Regions from separate parts of the Mus musculus genome. Here all the other regions are linked to region 3. Evidence: chromatin loops called from intact Hi-C (ENCODE). Cell type or tissue: gastrocnemius. All regions are shown on one strand. Each heading gives the region's core, and the rest is flanking DNA. Links, peaks and the distances in the headings are about the cores only.

The links. Peaks named below come from ENCODE experiments on the same cell type or tissue, not always from the same donor. Only the 100,000 strongest peaks of a DNase experiment are listed, where the experiment ranks them.
Region 1: it touches region 3 in a loop (7-fold over the local background); 2 of 42 quality-filtered maps call a loop at or near these places.
Region 2: it touches region 3 in a loop (4-fold over the local background); 2 of 42 quality-filtered maps call a loop at or near these places.

What each region holds. Positions count from the first base shown.
Region 1 is chrX:59,059,436-59,065,695 of GRCm38, forward strand. Fgf13 (fibroblast growth factor 13) reads right to left here. Exons shown (of 5, transcript NM_010200.3): 5 at 2,710-4,234. The coding sequence ends at 4,098. Among named protein-coding and RNA genes, the nearest start is that of Mir504, 35 kb to the right of the region's middle. In gastrocnemius, for the core only: no CTCF peak of the experiment used is centred there; no DNase peak of the experiment used is centred there.
Region 2 is chrX:59,071,547-59,077,806 of GRCm38, forward strand. The region is part of intron 3 of Fgf13 (fibroblast growth factor 13); the gene reads right to left. Among named protein-coding and RNA genes, the nearest start is that of Mir504, 23 kb to the right of the region's middle. In gastrocnemius, for the core only: no CTCF peak of the experiment used is centred there; no DNase peak of the experiment used is centred there.
Region 3 is chrX:59,006,788-59,013,047 of GRCm38, forward strand. No RefSeq gene overlaps it. Among named protein-coding and RNA genes, the nearest start is that of Mir504, 88 kb to the right of the region's middle. In gastrocnemius, for the core only: no CTCF peak of the experiment used is centred there; a DNase peak (open chromatin) is centred at 2,444.

The sequences.
Region 1 (6,260 bases), core at 870-5,869, 53 kb after region 3:
TAGATCTCAGTAGTATAGTGCTTGCCAGCATTCACCAGGCCTTGTCTCTAATCCTCAGCACCACAAAATAATGTCTTTATAGAAAACAGACACCGTGCCATATGCTTTTATTCGTAGTTAATCAGGTGGCTAGGGCAGATGGATTATTTGGCTCCAGGAATACTATGTAATCTTTCTCTCTCATCCAATATTACTGGCAATGTTTTTAGTGCACTGTTACCTACAGTAATCTTAATCAAGGGGGAAGGTGCACCTGAGGTAATAGAGAAGTTGTGCATAGCAACCAAATAATTTACCGACAGGTATTTTTCATTCCAGGATAGATATATGCATCAGGCCATATCATAGTGCTATATTTTATGACTAGTTATGACAACTTATGTTTATATAAATATGAGTATGAATTTGGGTTTATAATGTCTTATTCTAGCTCTAATTTACCAATTCTTTTTGTAACTGGAAATCATTACAGCCCATTCTAGGTTTTGATACTAGCTAGGGTACTATAACCAGTACCTAAAATGTGGAGCTCACTTTAAATAGAGGTAGAAAGCATTTGGAAAATATGATAGACAATGTATAGATGTCCTTGTTGAGATTGTTGGTATAAAGCTGGATGTTTCTGAAACGTCCCAGTGAGGAGAGCAATTTCACCCACTAATAGTGCACTTCAGCATATGAGGCTTTTCAGGCACTTTAGGATGAAATAATTTGAAGTGATTATCTGTTCTGAGTCTACCACCACTTATGCACAGAATTATTATAATCAGCCTCCACAGATGGAATGATGATTTTAATAGATATTCACCCTCTCCACAAATAGATGGTTGGAAACATGTACCTGAGACCTCTTGCAGTACCTACAAAATTCCTGGTTGGTGAAACTGTTTTACTTTCAAAGAAATGCTATTAGCACGAAGAAAATAATAGTGTTCTTTCCCACATTTGATTCTAGGCACTATACAATGTACGAGTTGGATATACAATCCTTGGGAGTAAAGTGAGGTAAGGTGCTATGCCACTATGCATAGAACATTGGTTGTTGTTATTGCTGTTTTTACCTTTCTTAAACTATGACCAGCACCCACTTCTAGAGATTCCCTAGAGCCACTTTAAAACCATGCAAATGTATAATCTCTACGGTGGGATTTGGGGACTGACCCAAAGTGTCTACCCCTTTACTGCTGTGCTAATTAGGTGCTCTGTGAAAATAGGACTCTATAATCAGGTCTGTATATAAATTTTTTTTCAAAGTTAAGCAGAGTTCCTTATCTTGGGGTTCTGCAGTATGGAATGGACTCAGGCACTTTTAATCCAAGGAGCAAAACATGCAGCTTCAGTACCACATAGGGACTGAATAGAGACGTAGAGCCTCGGACCTATTATTACCACTGGAGGCAGCAGTCAAGGCCTTCTGTACCTCCCTGGCAATCCTGATGTGTGTGAAAGTCAAATAAGCAACAGTATTTGCAGTCTTTTGTTTCATCGTGGAACCTTTTTATTTATTTACTTTTTAAAAATTTCAGGAAGCATATGGTAGGATCAACATGTTCACCATGAAGAATGTGTGAATATATATGCAGTTGAACCCGCGCAGCACTGCCATTATTTAAAGATAGTTTTGAATTCTTTGTTTACTTTAATAAATATAACCTCTTCAAAACAACTCCAAGCAGATACAGGTGGACTGCAGTGAGTCCCAGGCCAACCTAGTCTACTACAATGAGGTCCAGGCCAGATATACCTACATAGTAAGACTTTTTGTCTCAACAAAACAAAACAAAACAAAACAAAACAAAACAAAACAAAACAAAACAAAACAAAACAAAACAAAACAGCTCATAGACAACCTTTCTGAGAGTTCAAGTTTCTTTCTGGGAATTTTGAACCTTCTGTATTTGCAGAGCTTCCCTGACCCAATGAAGTGCTGATGTTTATGACCAATAGATGTATGTTCCTGAATAATGAGACAATAAGCAGCAACCCCAACATCCAAAAAGAAACTTGAAGAGCTTGGACAAAGGGAGACAAGCAGAGGGAGCAGATGGAGTCTACTAGTGTTTGTATCTTGAGTTCAAGATAGACGAGCAGTCTTACCTCCTTCAGGCATAGCCACAAAGCAATTGGGCTGGGACCAGTGAGTGGATTTTGCTGAATTTGCCCCAAGCATTTTGGGAGTCAGCACAATTATCTCCCTGAAAAAACTGTGCCATGGTAAGTATGCTATGTTTGCTTTGAAACACGACCTTTTGTTTGGTTTGCTCCATTCTTGCCATGTTGAGTACTCCAAAGCCTTCATTGTCACACATAAACAGCTCTGGGGAGCTAGATAAAAGGCACCCCCAGGAAAGAATGCTTATAATTTCCTTACACTCTCTGAGATGGAAAAGGACTTAGCTATTTAGTCTTGTGCTTTTTTTCTTCTACAGAGGAATGAGATGAGCTAAAGGTTGGGGTGTGACACTAAATGCAGAACATATGACTAGCTCAAAGATCCTCACACAGTTTGATTGCTCAATGACAAGGAGGACTCTTGAGGACCAATATGAAAGTTGAAGGCTGAGAGACACAGTTGAAAGAGTGTTCATGCGAACAGACACTGGAGCTTGTCTGAAGTCAGTGGCCTTATACATGAACTTTAGTATTAAGTCCAGTTTCTAATATAGTTGATAGCACATAATGGATAATAAACACACATTGAAGTTTTCCTTTTCTTTGAATGAATATAAAGAGTTTATTCGGTGCGTATTTGGGTATACAACAACAAATATTAAACAACTTTTTTTTTAACTTTTTGTGCACAGGGCAGAAAACTGCCTGTACATGCTATGTCCACTTTTGGAACACAGGTTTTAACAATTATTAATGCACAAAATCTTACATATCATGCAACTCTATGCCAAGATTCCAACTTTCTTCCATGCAACAGATATGAAGATCTAAATGGAAACCTAGCTAAGTCTTAAACACTTTTCCAGTAGCAGGTATAATATATGTTGTTTAGGGGGAACCATTCTTAACATTGCCTTGTTCACAATGTTCACGTGCCAAATCCAATGACAGGAGGACTTGTACATGTACAGGTGAGACACTTCTTATTTGAACAACACGAAAGACAATGCCACTGTTCCACAGTTCCTGTCTTTACACAAGAAGCCACAATAGATTAACATGATACACGAATGGAATTAAGAGAAATCTACACTTGAGGATAATCTTGTTTCAACTTATCTTACTGACTGGGATTGACGATACAACTCAATTTCTACGCACAAAGTACAGCACAAGAACTTGACCAGAATGCTACAGTTCTAATTGACAACAAAAAAGGAGAGAGAGAGAGAGAGAGAGAGAGAGAGAGAGAGAGAGAGAGAGAGAGAGAGAGAAAGAGAGAGAGAGAGAGAGAAAGAGAGAGAGAGAGAGAGAAAGAGGGAGGGTGGAAAGGAGAGGGTGCGAGAGAGGAAAACCCATAAGAACACGGTTACCTTGAACCTCAGATGCCAATTCAGATTCAACCCTGCCTTTGGTTAATATGGATTAAGTGACAGAGTCAATAGAACCATTAATTTTCAAAAATCATAAAGTTGCACTATATGAAAGTAAAGAGTACATTTGAATCAAGCAGAGATAGAAAACACGAAGCCAAGAAAACAGCACAGTTCACAGAATTTGTTTGCCCCTACAAAACATTTAAGCAGTTAACTTTGTTTTGTTGTTTTGCTTTGTTAAGAATAGCTGTGGTCTTTTAATTTTTCTTAATTGGGAAGCAAATTGACCAGCATTTGTGCTGTTAAATATTTTTGCTGTTTTATTTATCCCCAAAGTACAGGTGAGATCATGAGAAAATTTGGCAGTCCTTCTTCCAGGTTTAGTTCATTGATAATGCTTGGCACTCTTTTGCACAAGCTCAGAATAAATTATGGGGCTTTAATATGGGTGATAACAAGGTATAACGGCAGAGAGAATAGGGAAGTCTGCCTGTGTGTTTGGTAAACCTCACTGATAAGTTTGAACTTTTGGATGAAGGACTGCTAGAAGAATTCAACAGCACCTGAAGGTAAGGTTCTGTTATAGAGCCCTCGTTTTGCCCTCACTGGCTACGTTGATTCGTTGTGGCTCATGGATTTGCCTCCATTCAGTACACCAGAGACGCTTCTGCTCTTGGTCGGGGTCCCACTTCCAGATCGGGAGAACTCCGTGAGATCGTGCAGAGATGGCTCCTTGTACATGGCCACTGAAAAGCACAGAGATGGTGGAAAATGGCTTTAAAGGGACACACTGATGTATTGTAGTATTCAAAAATTCTACAACAGATCTTAGGTATTCTCACTTTAAAACTTCTAAGGGCAGGAAGCAAAGCTCATGGTAGCTATCTCACCTTAGCCATTCCACAGTGAATACATTTTTTATAATAGTATCTTAAACACAATAAACTATTTTTATTTATCAAAAGATTTCCTTTTAATAACTGAAAAGAAACAAAGACAAAACAGATCAAAATATTTTCTTTTGCTTACTAAGACAAACAAATAAGTACTTGGCAGAGTGCATTAGACTAGATTCAGTGAATTCTAGTCCTCATTTAGTCCCATGTAAGGGAATTTAGTGCCTAACTTCTATCACGGTGTTATATGCAAGGATTAATGAAAACACATTTAATAAAGCTCTCAGAAGTTTAAATATAATCTATAAAATACTATGAAAGCTTAATATCAATATTTTACACACTTTAAAACATTGATTTCCATCATATCTTAAAATAAAACTTTAAGATGAAAAGTATTTGCATGATTCCAGTACAATAAGTGGTAACAATTATTATTGTTGGGCTATAAATCACGGCACTTGCATATACTCATATACTTGCAGAATACATGATGCTAAATATTAATCTCACCATGTACATCACAATTTGTGCTTGTAAAAATGCTATATCTATATAATATAAAAACTCATTTTTTTCTTTAAATTTGAGATAAGGTCTGACTGTAGCCTAGGCTGCTCTTGCATTACTAGGTAGCCCAAACTGGACTCTAAGGCCTCTCTTATGCTAGCTACTAAGTGCTGGGATAACAGGCATGGGCCATCAACACAGTGGATATTCTTATATTGAACTGACAATCATGAGGCACATGTAAGTATGTAACATTTCAAGATCATTTGGTTAACAGTGGGGCATGGTGACAAATGTCTAGAATTCTGGCATTTGGGGAGCAGAGGGGAGATGACCAAGATTTTGAAACCAGTTGTGACCAGAATGCTACATAGTTGAGAAACTGTCACAAACGACTAAACCAAACACACACAATCCAACCATCTGGTTAGTGAACAATGAAGCTGAAGTTTGAATCAGGTATTCTGGCTCCAAAAAATGAGCTGTAAAACACAGTGTGACACTTATTTTAACATGTGTGCACGTGTGGGTAAGGAGATGGGTAGTTGTTCAAGTCTCTACTGTCATCTCCTATTTGGTTTGCATGCTCTCTTTCTTATCTATGTCTCCCTCTAATATTACCATCTCCCAGTTTTATTTTAATAGTTATTCTGGCTGTTTAATGTCCACCTGAAATACACTAGTATTATTTGGGAAAAGGGACCCTCAATTAAGAAAGTGCCCCCACAAGATTTTACTGTACGGATGTTTATGGTAGCATTCTCTTGATTGATGTGGGAGGGTCCAGCTCACTGTGTGTAGGGTGTCGGTACTGAGTTGCTCTGTTCCTGGGTGTGATAAGAAAGCAGGCTGAGCTAGCCAGTAAGTGGCAGAGTTCCTCCCTGGCCTGTGCTTTAATTCTTGCCTCTAGGTTCCTGCCCTGACTTCCTTTGTTGATAAACTGTGATGTGAAAATGTAAGCAAAATAAAACCTTTCCTCCCCAACTTGTTTGTAGTAATGGTGTTTTATCACAGCGAAAGTAGCCTTGACTAAATCAGAAATTAGTACCAGGTCATTGGATATTTCTGTGGCAGATCTGATCATGTTTTAGGGAGGACTGTGGAAGAATTTTGGAACATTTGGGCTGGAAAAGCCACTGAGTGTTCAGAGCTTAGTGAGATGCTATGGGAACAAAAGATAATATAGGCCTGAAATCAATGCACATGATGGAGACCTGGCTTGTGAATTTTCCGAGTGACGTTTTTAGAGTGCCTGGAAAACTCTATAGGGTCATTTGATATTTTGAATTAAGATCCACTGAAGTTTAACTTTTGCTTTGTTGGGATAGCTGATATATGTCAACTGGGACTAAAGAATCAAATGTAA
Region 2 (6,260 bases), core at 637-5,636, 65 kb after region 3:
TGAAATCTTTTGTCTCCAATATCTTCTGTGTTTATGATTTCTATTCGATTCCCTTACAAGTTCCAGATTTGTTTCTTTTTGTGAATGTTAAACTTTTTAACTATATGGAATCTACACTAACTGGTTACTATGATCATATTTTAGCCAAGGAATGAGAAATTTGGGCAATAATGTCTCAATATAGACTTTTAAGGCACCACAGGTCATCCTGGATTCATGCGCACATAGCCCCAAGATCTAATGGTGTGCCTGAAACACTATCCAAGAACCAAAAACTTGAGACTGGTTTAAACTGCTATTCTCTTTTAGAGTCTAAAGAAGCATCTCTGGCTTCGTTGCTACAGTCACAGTGGCAAAGCACGGGTACTGTACAGTATGCTTGACCTGCTTGAGTTGGAGCCTTGCTCAAAGGAGGCTTAGAATAGAACAGTAGCTGCTCTAAAGTGAGGCTAGTAAGGCTTATAGCTGTACTACCAGGAACCATGGCCTAAAACAACACAGCTTAATATCTCTGTGTATATTTGTCAGGCAGGTTCTATAAGCACATTTCCAGTATTAAAGCAGACACACCAAGATTAAATACCTTTCTAATTAAAATAAGTAATTTGGCAAACAGAGTTTTCATCCCCCTACCCGCACTGTGCTCTTGAAGTGTAAGCTGTTATACCACTGCAAGGTGACAGTGGGACATGTGAGTCTGTATTTCAGCAGGATCGGAAGCTTTGAGGACTGCCACACAGACTGTAAATGTCCTTTTTACACATTTAGCCCCCACATCATATTTTTAGGTAGGCTGCATAGATACTCTTGGATCTAGGGAAGCAAAATTGTCTACTGAAGTAGTTCCAACAAAAACTGGTAACATTAAACCTGGATAGCAAGAATGTCTTCACTGTTCACGAGTTTGTTACATCAAGGCCATATATTCTAGCATAGGCTATTGCTTTTCAATATATTTTGTTTAATGAACATGTGACACTTTTAAAGCAGGGAGTACAGAACACAGAAAATATAGTTTCTACATTTATGCATGGACATCAACAGAAACATTATTTACATCCCTGAAACATGTTTTTCCCCCAAAAAGTCCTATAAACATTTTTAAAAGATTTTTCTTTCTCTTCAATGTCCCCAGTGACCTCTTTTCCCCTTCTATCTGCCAGTGCACTTTCAGCGGACTAATCCTCCAATTAGGTTAGCAATTACTGTCACTACCAAGGGTTATTCATCTAATCCTGAGCCATGTTCTAATGATAATTAATTTTCTGGATTTAAAATGTGCAGGTTATTTAAGCAGGTCTGATTTGTATATGTCAATGATTCTGAAGCATACCGAACATCAGGAATACATTTAAATCAGAGTTTCAGCTCTTTTATAAGTAAATGGAATTTCAAGATATAAATTATACTCATGGGGTGGCAAGGTAACTACCTATATTCCCTAGATAGACCTCCCTTCCATCAGTGATCCCAAAATCCAGGACTAATTATTATATTCAGAGCTTTGATGTTCTCTCCCAGGGAATATTTGAGGCAAATAAACTTCATTATTACTGAGTTCAAAGCATAATAAGAAAGAAGTTGAGAAAGAGGGAATCAATGCTTTCTGTTCTGTTGCCAAACAAATACATTAAGTTATGATAAAAAAAATGCTGGACTAAGAGAAATTGAGAGCAGTTCTCATATAACACCTGATTTACAGCAGATGACCTACTCATAAGTGATGAAAAATATATGTAAAGTGTACTATCATATGGTGAGACCTTTGAGGCCTGTAAAAACTCAATAAAAAGGTTAATTCTGGCATGACACCTTCCTAATAAAGAGAAGGCTCTTTCATAGGATAGACAAGAATGACAGACTTGCCTACTAGGGTAGAAATAGAAAGTGATTAATGAGGAAAGAAGCCAAGAGATGAATCGTGTGTGTGTGTGTGTGTGTGTGTGTGTGTGTGTGTGTGTGTGTGTGTGTGTGTGACAGAGAGAGAGAGAGAGAGAGAGAGAGAGAGAGACAGAGAGAGAGACAGAGACAGAGACAGAGACAGAGAGAACATGTACATGTGTGTTGTATGTACATGTCCGTGTGGGTGTGTGCACATGTGCTGATTGGTGAAGGTTCAGGTATTTATAGGGGAAGATAGAAGTTGATGTTGGGTGTCTTCTTTGATGGTTATCTACCTAGTTGTTTTGAAACAGGCTCTTTTGGACCTATAGTTCATCAGGATGCTTGGCTACTGAGCTCCAGGAATCTATTCACCTCTTATCACCAAACTCCAGTGCTAGGATTAGAACTATACACTGTGTCTACTTACTTTGCACAAGCAATGCAGATCTAAACTCAAGTTCTTACACTTATATAGTAGGCATTTTACCAAATAAGCCATCTCCTAAGCCTGATAAATCTAATTTTCAAAACTTAGAAGGGGAGAGTGGGAGGGAAGAAGACAAAAGACAAAGTAGTGTATCTGGGGAGATGTACCAGCAGTGAAAAGCTCTGTCTGCATTTGCAGATGACCCAGAGTCAGTTCCCAGCACACATATATGGTGGTTTACAGCTATATGTAACTCCAGGTCCAAGAGACCCAATGTCCTCTTCTGGCCTTTGTGAGCACCAAGCATACATGTGGTATGCATACATTAACACAGGCAAAAACACTTATTCACACAAAGTTTACAAAAATCTTTAAAAAATAAGTTATAAAGACAAAACAATGCTTACACTGAAAATAAGACTAAAGAGAACTCCCTGCAACAAAGACATAGGCACACAATTACACTGTTGTCTCTCAGTGTCCAAATATCTAAAATGTCATTTGAATTACATTGGCCTTTCTTGTGAAATGATGAAAAAAAAAAACCTACCAGTCCTATCACCTTTATTATGGTTTGCCAGAAGATTCAATGAGAAGCTGTATATGAATGAAACTCTAATATAGGTTTTCTTCTGATAATAAATGACCAGAAGGCCAGGGCAACATATATTCTTTCATTTTCAGAGTTCCTTTTCATCTGGGATCAATTTCAAGGAATAAGATTGGCCTATGTGTATCTTAATAATATATTAGAATATAATTCTACCCCAAATTAGGGCTACAGATAAATTATACTTTGCATTAGTGTTCTCCTCAAAGCTTGGTTCCCAGGAAACTGTTTCGTCTGTCTTTCTTTCTTTCTTTCTTTCTTTCTTTCTTTCTTTCTTTCTTTCTTTCTTTCTTTCTTTCTTTCTTTCTTTCTATTTCTGTCTGCAGCAGGCTTAAATGGCTGCAGTGCTGTATTCCACAGCACTAAAAAAGAGAGAGGTATTTAAATGGGCCTTGTGAAATTCCATGCCACAAAAGGACTTAAAAGTACACATGATAATTAGCAAGAATTTGAAAAGAAATGCAAATTATGCTTAACAATATTACATAGGGCTAGTTTTTGCTTCATACTGTTACAACAAAATTTCTTGATGTCATTTTTATATTCCAAGATATTTCATGGGTACTTTAATTTACCCTAGGTTGGCTTCACAAAACAGCAAAATATTGCTTTTCCCCTACAGTTCATCAATAAAAACTACAATACTAGGACTATCAATGAGGACTCACATACAATGTTTTAGTTCCAGAGTTCACTTACAGATTTGTCCTGGTTACCCTGTATCTTGCAGTTCTACCAAGCTGTGTCATGCACTGGATTATTCTGCCTATTAAAATGTAAAAACAGAGCCAGGTAGGCCTGTATGGCATTTTCTTTTTTTTGTTCTTCATTTACATTTCCAGTGCTATCCCAAAAGTCCCCCATACCCTCCCCCCAACTCTCCTACCCCCTCCCTCTTCTTGGCCCTGGTGTTCCCCTGTACTGAGGCATATAAAGTTTGCAAGTCCAATGGGCCTCTCTTTGCAGTGATGGCCGACTAGGCCATCTTCTGATACATATGCAGCTAGAGACACGATCTCCAGGGGTACTGGTTACTTCATATTGTTGTTCCACCTATAGGGCTGCCCTTTCCTTTAGCTCCTTGGGTACTTTCTCTAGCTCCTCCATTGGGGGCCCTATGATTAATTAATGATTGAGCAGGGAAGGGTAATCCTACTGTGGGTGGTGCTATACCTGGGTTGGCAGTTCTGGGTTCTATAAGAAAGCAGGCTGCTCAAGACATGATGAGTAAGTCGATAAGCAGCAAAATTTTGTATAGAACTGTATAATCACCCCTTCTCCAAGAATCTAAGCCAATGAGAGAGAAAAATTTAAAAGAACTATATTGTCTGACCTTAAAATAAGGCTAAGTATCAAAAACGGCATAAGGTCCATGAAACAAATGATTTAGTCCTATGTTTTTCTTGTGCTTTATTGACCTTGTGTCTTTTATTTTTTTGATACTTAGCCTAAAAGTAGAATAAACAAAAGCAAAAAGCAACAAGATTCTACCACATGAACCTTCTGTACAATGAAGGAGATAGTGAACATGAGCCACCCTACAGAATAGGGATTAAAACATTTACAAATTATGCATCTGAAAAACGGGTTGATGATATTGAGATTATGTATGTATGAATTATAGGTAAAGGCATTTCTCAGAAGTCACAGAACTGTTCAATAAATATATAACAGTGCTCAGCATCACTAGTTAGCAGGCACAGGAAAATGTAATTCACATTCCTCTCTGGTAGAATGGTTATCACAAAGACATAATATAACAAACAACCCTGAGGATGCGCAGCATGGAGATCTCCAACACACAACTGGTACAAATATTAGTTAGTACAGCTATTAGAGAAAACACTATGGATGCTCCTTATTTTCTTTTAAAGTCCATCGAGATGGTTCCTCTAGTGGAAGTACTGGAAATGAACACTGGGTGATATAAATTTTCGTCCTTGGAATCTGTGGCAGAAGAAGACAAATGCCTCCTAAAAACTGTCCTCTGACCTTGAAATGTACATCCTGGCAGCTCCCCCCATGTCATAAACACACAGATTACACATACAATAATAAATAAAATCTTAAAATAGATCTATCATATGGTCTGGCAACCTAACTACCAAAAGGACATTAAAAGGAAATGAAGCCAGTACTCCTCATGGCATACATGTGCATCCTGATGTTTATTGCAACACAACTCATAGTAGTGAAGAAAAGGGTATACCTTTAGTGCTTATCAGCTGAAGACAAGATGAAAGAATTGTGGAACACATACACACTATGGAATACTATTTAGCTATCAAAAGGATGGAATTTTGCCATTTGTAAAAACATGAATCAATTAAAGAAAAAATGTTTCAGATTGTAAGAAAACAACATTATAATTTAAACTTAATAAAGGACTCCATTGTTTAACAGAAATCAGCAGAAAGATTTGTTTAATTGAGTAAAGAACAGTCATCTATTAAAATGTGTCTATTATGAGGAGTAAATCCACAAGCTATCAGTGTTGACTTACATGGTTTTTAAAAGAGATACATTTTATTTTAAATTGTGTATGTGTGTGTTGGGGGCTATGGCTCATAAGCTGTAATTGGAGGCAGTGTGAGTTTTCCTTCATGAGTGCTGGTAAATTTACGTCCTCCAAAAGAGCACTGGCTCACTAGTGGTTGAGCCATGTCTCCAGGCCCTAACATACATGTTTGAAAGGTGAATAAAAGTATCAGGGATTAGATGGGCCTGCTGGAATATGCTGGTAGGTTGAGCCCTTGGAAGTCTTAAATAGGGGACTTGCCATGGTTTGAACCCACCTTGAGCTATCCAGCTAAAAATGAACAGCAAGACACTGTCTTAAAGAAATAGTATCAAGAATGTTTTCTACACATCAAATGCCCTATTTAAGCCTTCCTTTACTATGATATCTGGTGCTCTGTAATTTGTGGCAGTGCTCCTCTCTGTAATAACTTTAGAATGTGATCTAAATCCATTTGCAAAATAATGACCTCTGAGGGACTTGTAGTCAGCAGGAGCGCAAGCTTAGTAGGTTGAATCTTTTAAAATAGTTTTTGTAAGCTCCTGACTGAAAATTAAAGCTTAGGAGTTCTGAAAAATTTCGCAAAGATCCAACAAACCAGCAGGGAAATGAAGGTTATGTGCTTCTATATAAACTGAAAAGGACGAGGATAGCCTAGTAAAATGAACAGCACACTAAGGTGGGTGTAAAGAATGTGTGCATACTTCAGGAAACTTCTGGAATCACTGGTTTGATTTGTGCTGGATAGAGGTTGTGTTAACTTGCATGGAGTCTGTCTTTGCAGGAGAGTATAGCTGAGAATAACTAAGAATCTGCTTCTT
Region 3 (6,260 bases), core at 467-5,466:
TAAAACAAATAAGTTTCAATCTCCCTGGAAAGTTGTAACTTTCAGATGTTTAAAATGAAATACAAACCTCACATGTGTTGAAAAACTCTTATGAGTGAAATATTAATGTTATCATTAGCAGAAAGTGATCTTTGTTCAAAGTGTTTGCCAAACAGCTTCTTCCTTGTATCATGAAGAACAGCTACTATACCAAGTACTGTACTGTTTGATTATATATTTTTTTAATCATTCACATTGACACAAAAGAAAACAGAAGCTTGAAAGGTTAAATAACGTCCTTCATGTCAGAGAGCAAAAACTAACAGAGAAATACTGAAGGCAAGTCTTTCCAAATAAAGAATGCCCATACCCAGTCACATGAATAATTTCCTCCAGCATCAGTTTTCAGAGAATCCCACTGACAGTGCCTCACTATGTTTCTAGTTAAGAAAGGAACTCTATGAAACAGACACTTCTTGTTTTTTGTTTTTGTTTGTTTTACTTAAAATACTAAAAACTTGTAATACAAAGTTACTTGCTTGAGCAAAAACATAAGTAACAGATCCCATCCTGAGTACCTAACAAAATTATTCACATGTACACCCTTTCTAGACATTTTCTTCCACATTAATCTATTGTGATAAAGACAACTTCTAGGGAACATATTTATTTTTCTATTTTTCCTTTATTTCTGAGATTATAATATAATATCATTTTCCCTTTCTTTTTGTCCCTCTGTCCTCAACCTGTGAGTCACAAACCCTTTGGCAAACCTCTGTCTCCAAAAATACTTACATTATAATTCACAATAGCATGTACTTACAGAGAAAGTAACAAGTAGCTATGAAGTAACAACAAAAGTAGTTTTATAACTAAGGGGTCATCACAATACGAGGACCTGTGTTAAAAGTTCTCAGCATCATTTAGGTTGAGACCCATGCTCTAACCAACCCCACATATACCCTTCCTTGCTGTCGTTCAAATTGAAAATGTCTGTTTCATTAATTGTTGTTACATGCAAATATAAGGCTCTTGATTATACTTATTAGTATATTGACTATATCACATTTTTTTCATGAGCAAACTTTTTATATGGTACAAATGTCTCTGTCCAAGTTATTAAGAAATTATAGATCGGGGCCTAACCACATTTTGCAGTGTGGCACGGTTTAGTTAATTGTAGAATTGTAGGGAACAACACTAAGAACCTCTCTGGCTGTAGTGAATGGAAAATGGTTAGTCAGCCTCTATGTTTAATCCAAAGGGCATCATGAGCAAGAGTCAGGTCTGCTTTCTCAATTCATCATTTCAAACTCCATAGTGTCAAGGTGATTCCTCAAATCCCTAAGAAAAGACATTGCTAATACAAACACATATTTTGATGTCTATAAAATTCTTTCATTTAAAATGCCAAATTATTTATATGCCAAAGTGAAATAACCAATGCACACTATTCTTAGCTCAATCTGTCAGAGCACTTTTGCATAATATCACAATGTACTAATTTCAGCTGTTTGTAATAGCAGAACCAGACGGAGCACGGCCAGAAAACAGAGTGGAAGTAGCTGAAGATGCTACAAGACTGCTTTTCATTAATAAAAAAAAAAAAAGCTTCAAGAATGGCCTCCAAAAAATAACACTTGTCAGAGCATAAAATGGGTGCTGTCTAAGGAGTATTGATTGATCGTCACAAGCCAGGAAATTAGAAAGAGGAGAGTCATAGTACAACAATTCATCTTTGTCAATAAAAGAAATATGTGTTTCTATTGGAAACTATCTGTTTTCTGGGTTCCTAGGATGTGGTCATTAGGAGCTATACATTTCTGTAGTAATTTTCACATGTTATCTCAGGAAGTCATTCAATTGCAACAATTAATGTGTTTAGACTTGTCAACTTAAACTGCTTTTAATCACATTCACTTACAAAAGCAAAGTACCGTAAGACTAAAATACTCTCCTGTGTACTGAGGACTTTATCTTTAAAGAACTTGATGACAGTGAAAACTCGAAGTTGCATTCAATTATTTGCTTGGATAACAATCTTTTCATTAGAAGAAAACTGTCCTGGGAAACTCTTTTTTGGCATCTGGGACTTTCTAGTGGCTACACCTGATTCCCCATCCCAGGACCCAACAGGGATGACATTAGGTGAAATACCCAACAAAGGGAAGAGAGAACCTGCAAAGACCATATCCTGTGGTTAAGCATGGCCCTCAGTTGAGGGATGGGGCTACTCAACCATCTTAAAAATATTAATCCGGAATTGCTCATGTCTAAAGGAAATGCAGGGATAGAGAATAGAGGAGTTAGGGGAAAGACTGAAGGAGCTGAAGGAGTTTGCAACCCCATAGGAAGGACAACAGTATCAACTAACCAGACCCCCCAGAGCTCCCAGGGACTAAACCACCAACCAAGGAGTACACATGGAGGTCCCCATGGATCCAGATGCATATGTAGCAGAGGATGGCCTGTTGGGCATCAATGGGGGGAGAAGCCCTTGGTCCTGTGGAGGCTTGATGTCCCAGTGTAGGAGGGGTGCTGAAGGAGTGGGGCCGGAGACTTGAGTGGGGGAGCACCCTCGTAGAAGCATAGGGAAAGGGGATGGGATAGGGGGTTGTGGAGGGGAAAACAGGAATGGGGATAACATTTGAAATGTAAATAAAATAACCAAGCTTTTAATAAAGAAGAGACGCGTCTTGAGAGCAACCGTGTCCACAGTGATGAGGTAAGTGCCTAGAACAAAGAAATGCTTAAATGTTAATAATATCAATAAATTAATAAGTACTTTAAGATGTAGCCACAATTTTTTCTATAAGCAAGGATTTACATATTATTAAAGATAGCTAGCCTTTTGTTTTCAACAAATATTGAGGATTCCATATTCCATTCCCCGCCCTTCCACATCCAACCTCTGACTGCTCCACATCCCACAGCTCCTCCCCACCCAACCCGGTCTCCATGTGGATGCTCCCACTCCCCACCCCACCTGACATCTAAACTCCCTGGGGCCTGCAGTCTCTTGAGGGTTAGATGCTTCATCTCTGAATGAACACAGACTGGGCAGTCCTCTACTGTATGTATGTTTGGGGTCTCATAGCACCTGATGTATGCTGCCTGTTTGGTGGTCCAGTGTTTGACAGATCTCGGGGTTCCAGATTAATTGAGACTGCTGGTCCTCCTGCAGGATCCCCCTTCTCCTCAGCTTCTTTCAGCTTTCCCTAATTCAACCACAGGGGTCAGCAGCTTCTGTCCACTGGTTGGGTGCAAATATTTGCATCTGATTCTTTCAGCTGCTTGCTGGATCTTTCAGAGGGTAGTCATGATAGCCCATCCCCCATTTCCCATCCCTTATCCTCTGAGGATATGTGCTTTCCCTGGGTGTGCCCCTACCCTGACAATATCCAATTTTTTGTGGGTTTAATTTTTATGATTATAAAAAATGGCATACTCATAATTATATATTTGTGACAAGCAGAAAAATACAGATGGGGTAATAATAACCTAAAGTCCTATGATCTGAAGTAAACCACATTTTTATTTTGATTTTTGAGACAGAGTCTCACTATGCAGCTAAAACACTACTGAAACTCACTCGGGCATTCAGCTTACAGGAATCGGTCTGATTCTGCCTCCTGAGTGTTGGAATTAAAGGCATATACCAAAAAGCCTGGCTTAAAAGTACCACTTTAATACCCAATTAAAAAAAAACAAAAAACAAAAAACGACTTAACCAGAAAAAAAAAAGAGTACCACTTTGTGTTGGACTAAGTAATTTAATATTCTTCTTCTTCTTCTTCTTCTTCTTCTTCTTCTTCTTCTTCTTCTTCTTCTTCTTCTTCTTCTTCTTCTTCTTCTTCTTCCTCCTCCTCCTCCTCCTCCTCTCTCTCTCTCTCTCTCTCTCTCTCTCTCTCTCTCTCTCTCCCATGTGTGTGTGTGTGTTCATGCGTGCATTCATTTAACAAGCTGCATAATAAACCCAGACCAACTTAACACTATTTCATGCAGGTTTCTAATAGATTATTAGGGGCTATTTAACATACCAAGGGAAACTTTCACACAAAGATACTGTTAATGACCATTAATGGGCTTTCTCTTTTTATTTATTCATTTTAGGAAATTTTTTAGATCATCTCAAACACAAAGAATAATAAATTAATGAAACTACATGTATGCATTCACACAGCTTGACTAGCTCTCAATGTTATATTACTCTTATTTCTACTCATGCCTAAAACACAAGCAACTTGATTGTTGCATTCAAGTATTTCTTATATGGATCAAATTTGCATATTTTAAAATGGGTACATTTTAATTGCAAGGAAGGAGTTACAGAGACAAAGTTCGGAGCTGAGACAGAAGGAATGACCATCCAGAGACTGCCCCACCCAGGGATCCATCCTATATTCAACCACCAAACCCAGACACTATTGAATATGCCAGCAAGATTTTGCTGACAGGACCCTGGTATAGCTATCTCTTGTGAGGCTATGCTAGTGCCTGGCAAATACAGAAGTGGATGCTCATAGTCATCTATTGGATGGAACACAGGGCCCCTAATGAAGGAGCTAGAGAAAGTACCCAAGGAGTTAAAGGGGTCTGCAACCCTATAGGTGGAACAATGATATGAACTAACCAGTACCCCCCAGAGCTGTGTCTCTAGTTGCATATGTAGCAGAGGATGGCCTAGTTGGCCATCAATGGGAGGAGAGGCCCTTGGTCTTGCGAAGATCATATGCCCCAGTACAGGGTAATGCCAGTGCCAGGAAGCAGGAGTGAGTAGGTTGGGGAGCAGGGTGGGGGTAGGGTATAGGGGACTTTCGGGATAGCATTTAAAACATAAATGAAGAAAATATCTAATAAAAAAAGAAAACAAAGAGAAAAACAATTACTTGCCTAACCAGATGGAACCCTAGTATCTCTTTGAGAAAATGGAACACTGCTTCTTCGGAATGGAGACCTGGTTCAGCAGTTAAGAACACACTGTTTATTCCATGTTCAGTTGCTAGTATCTACATGGTAATCCACAGCTACCCAAATGTCCAGTTCCAGGGGATTTGATACAATTTTTCTGCACTCTGTGGGCATCAGGCACAAAAGTCGTTCACATACATCATGCAGACATACATCATACTCACCACATATAAATAATATGAATCTAAGAAAAAAGAATTCTACCCCTTCTAGAGCTGAGTGTCCATGTTCACATATGGCAATGCTCCTGTATATGGTTCCTCACTCAGCCGAGTGCCTGTTCTTATGTGTTTCTTTGGTTTTTGTTGTATATATATAATTTATTCTGTTTGTCATTGATTGTTCATTGTTGTCTATCAGTAGTCCATCAATATAAGTTGTTTACCCACTTTACTATTGCTGAAAAAATGAACATTTGTAGCTTGGGTTATTATGAATATGAATTCAAATGCTACACAATTTTGTTGAACAATTTTATGTACAGACATATTTTATTTTACTAAATAAATGACTAAAATAGTGATGAGAATTTCAATTGCGTAGGTATATGTTTCACTTTTATGAAGAATTGCCTGATTTTTCCAAAGTGGCTGTTAAAATTTCAACTTTATCATCAAAATGTGACAATCCTCATGTACATTACATGTTACTATATATTCTGTTGTTATATTTTGGTCTACTCACTAGTATAACCGACTCCCTAGCAGATACATCTCTAGGCAGAGTTCAGTGGATACCAATGATATCATAATGTCTATAGTGTCAATGACCACAATTGGGCTGGAACACTGGCATACAGATCACAGAAGAAAAATAATTCACTGGTCATTAGTGGCTGGGCCAATCAGAGCAAACTCCCACAATCTATTTATTGCTATATTTGGGTAAAATAAATAATGAAAGGATCTCTTGTAGGTATAGGAAGCAGAGTTTCTTCTGTTGCACAAGGACAGAGTAGCTGTTATAAAGGACATACATGGACTTCCTCCTAATGGAGAATCATTGGGGCCTGTCTTTCCTACTAGTTTTTCCTTACTGTATTCTCAAATACTTGGTGGCTATCATATTGGACCTGATGGGCAGTGAAGCCCATGATTTCAAGATATGCCTAACTCCAGATATATGAAAATGGCTGTAGACAAAGACTCATCATTTTGAGGCTTACATCAACTCTTAGGTTGAAAATTCTTGATCCTCAAGTTATGCTGAGCCAGGCCTTAGGACAGGTAGATAACATAGTTTTTTCAAACCCCATATAACTGTCCTTGGCAAAGGAGTTCCATTCTGTTGTCATTAGCATATAACAGCCA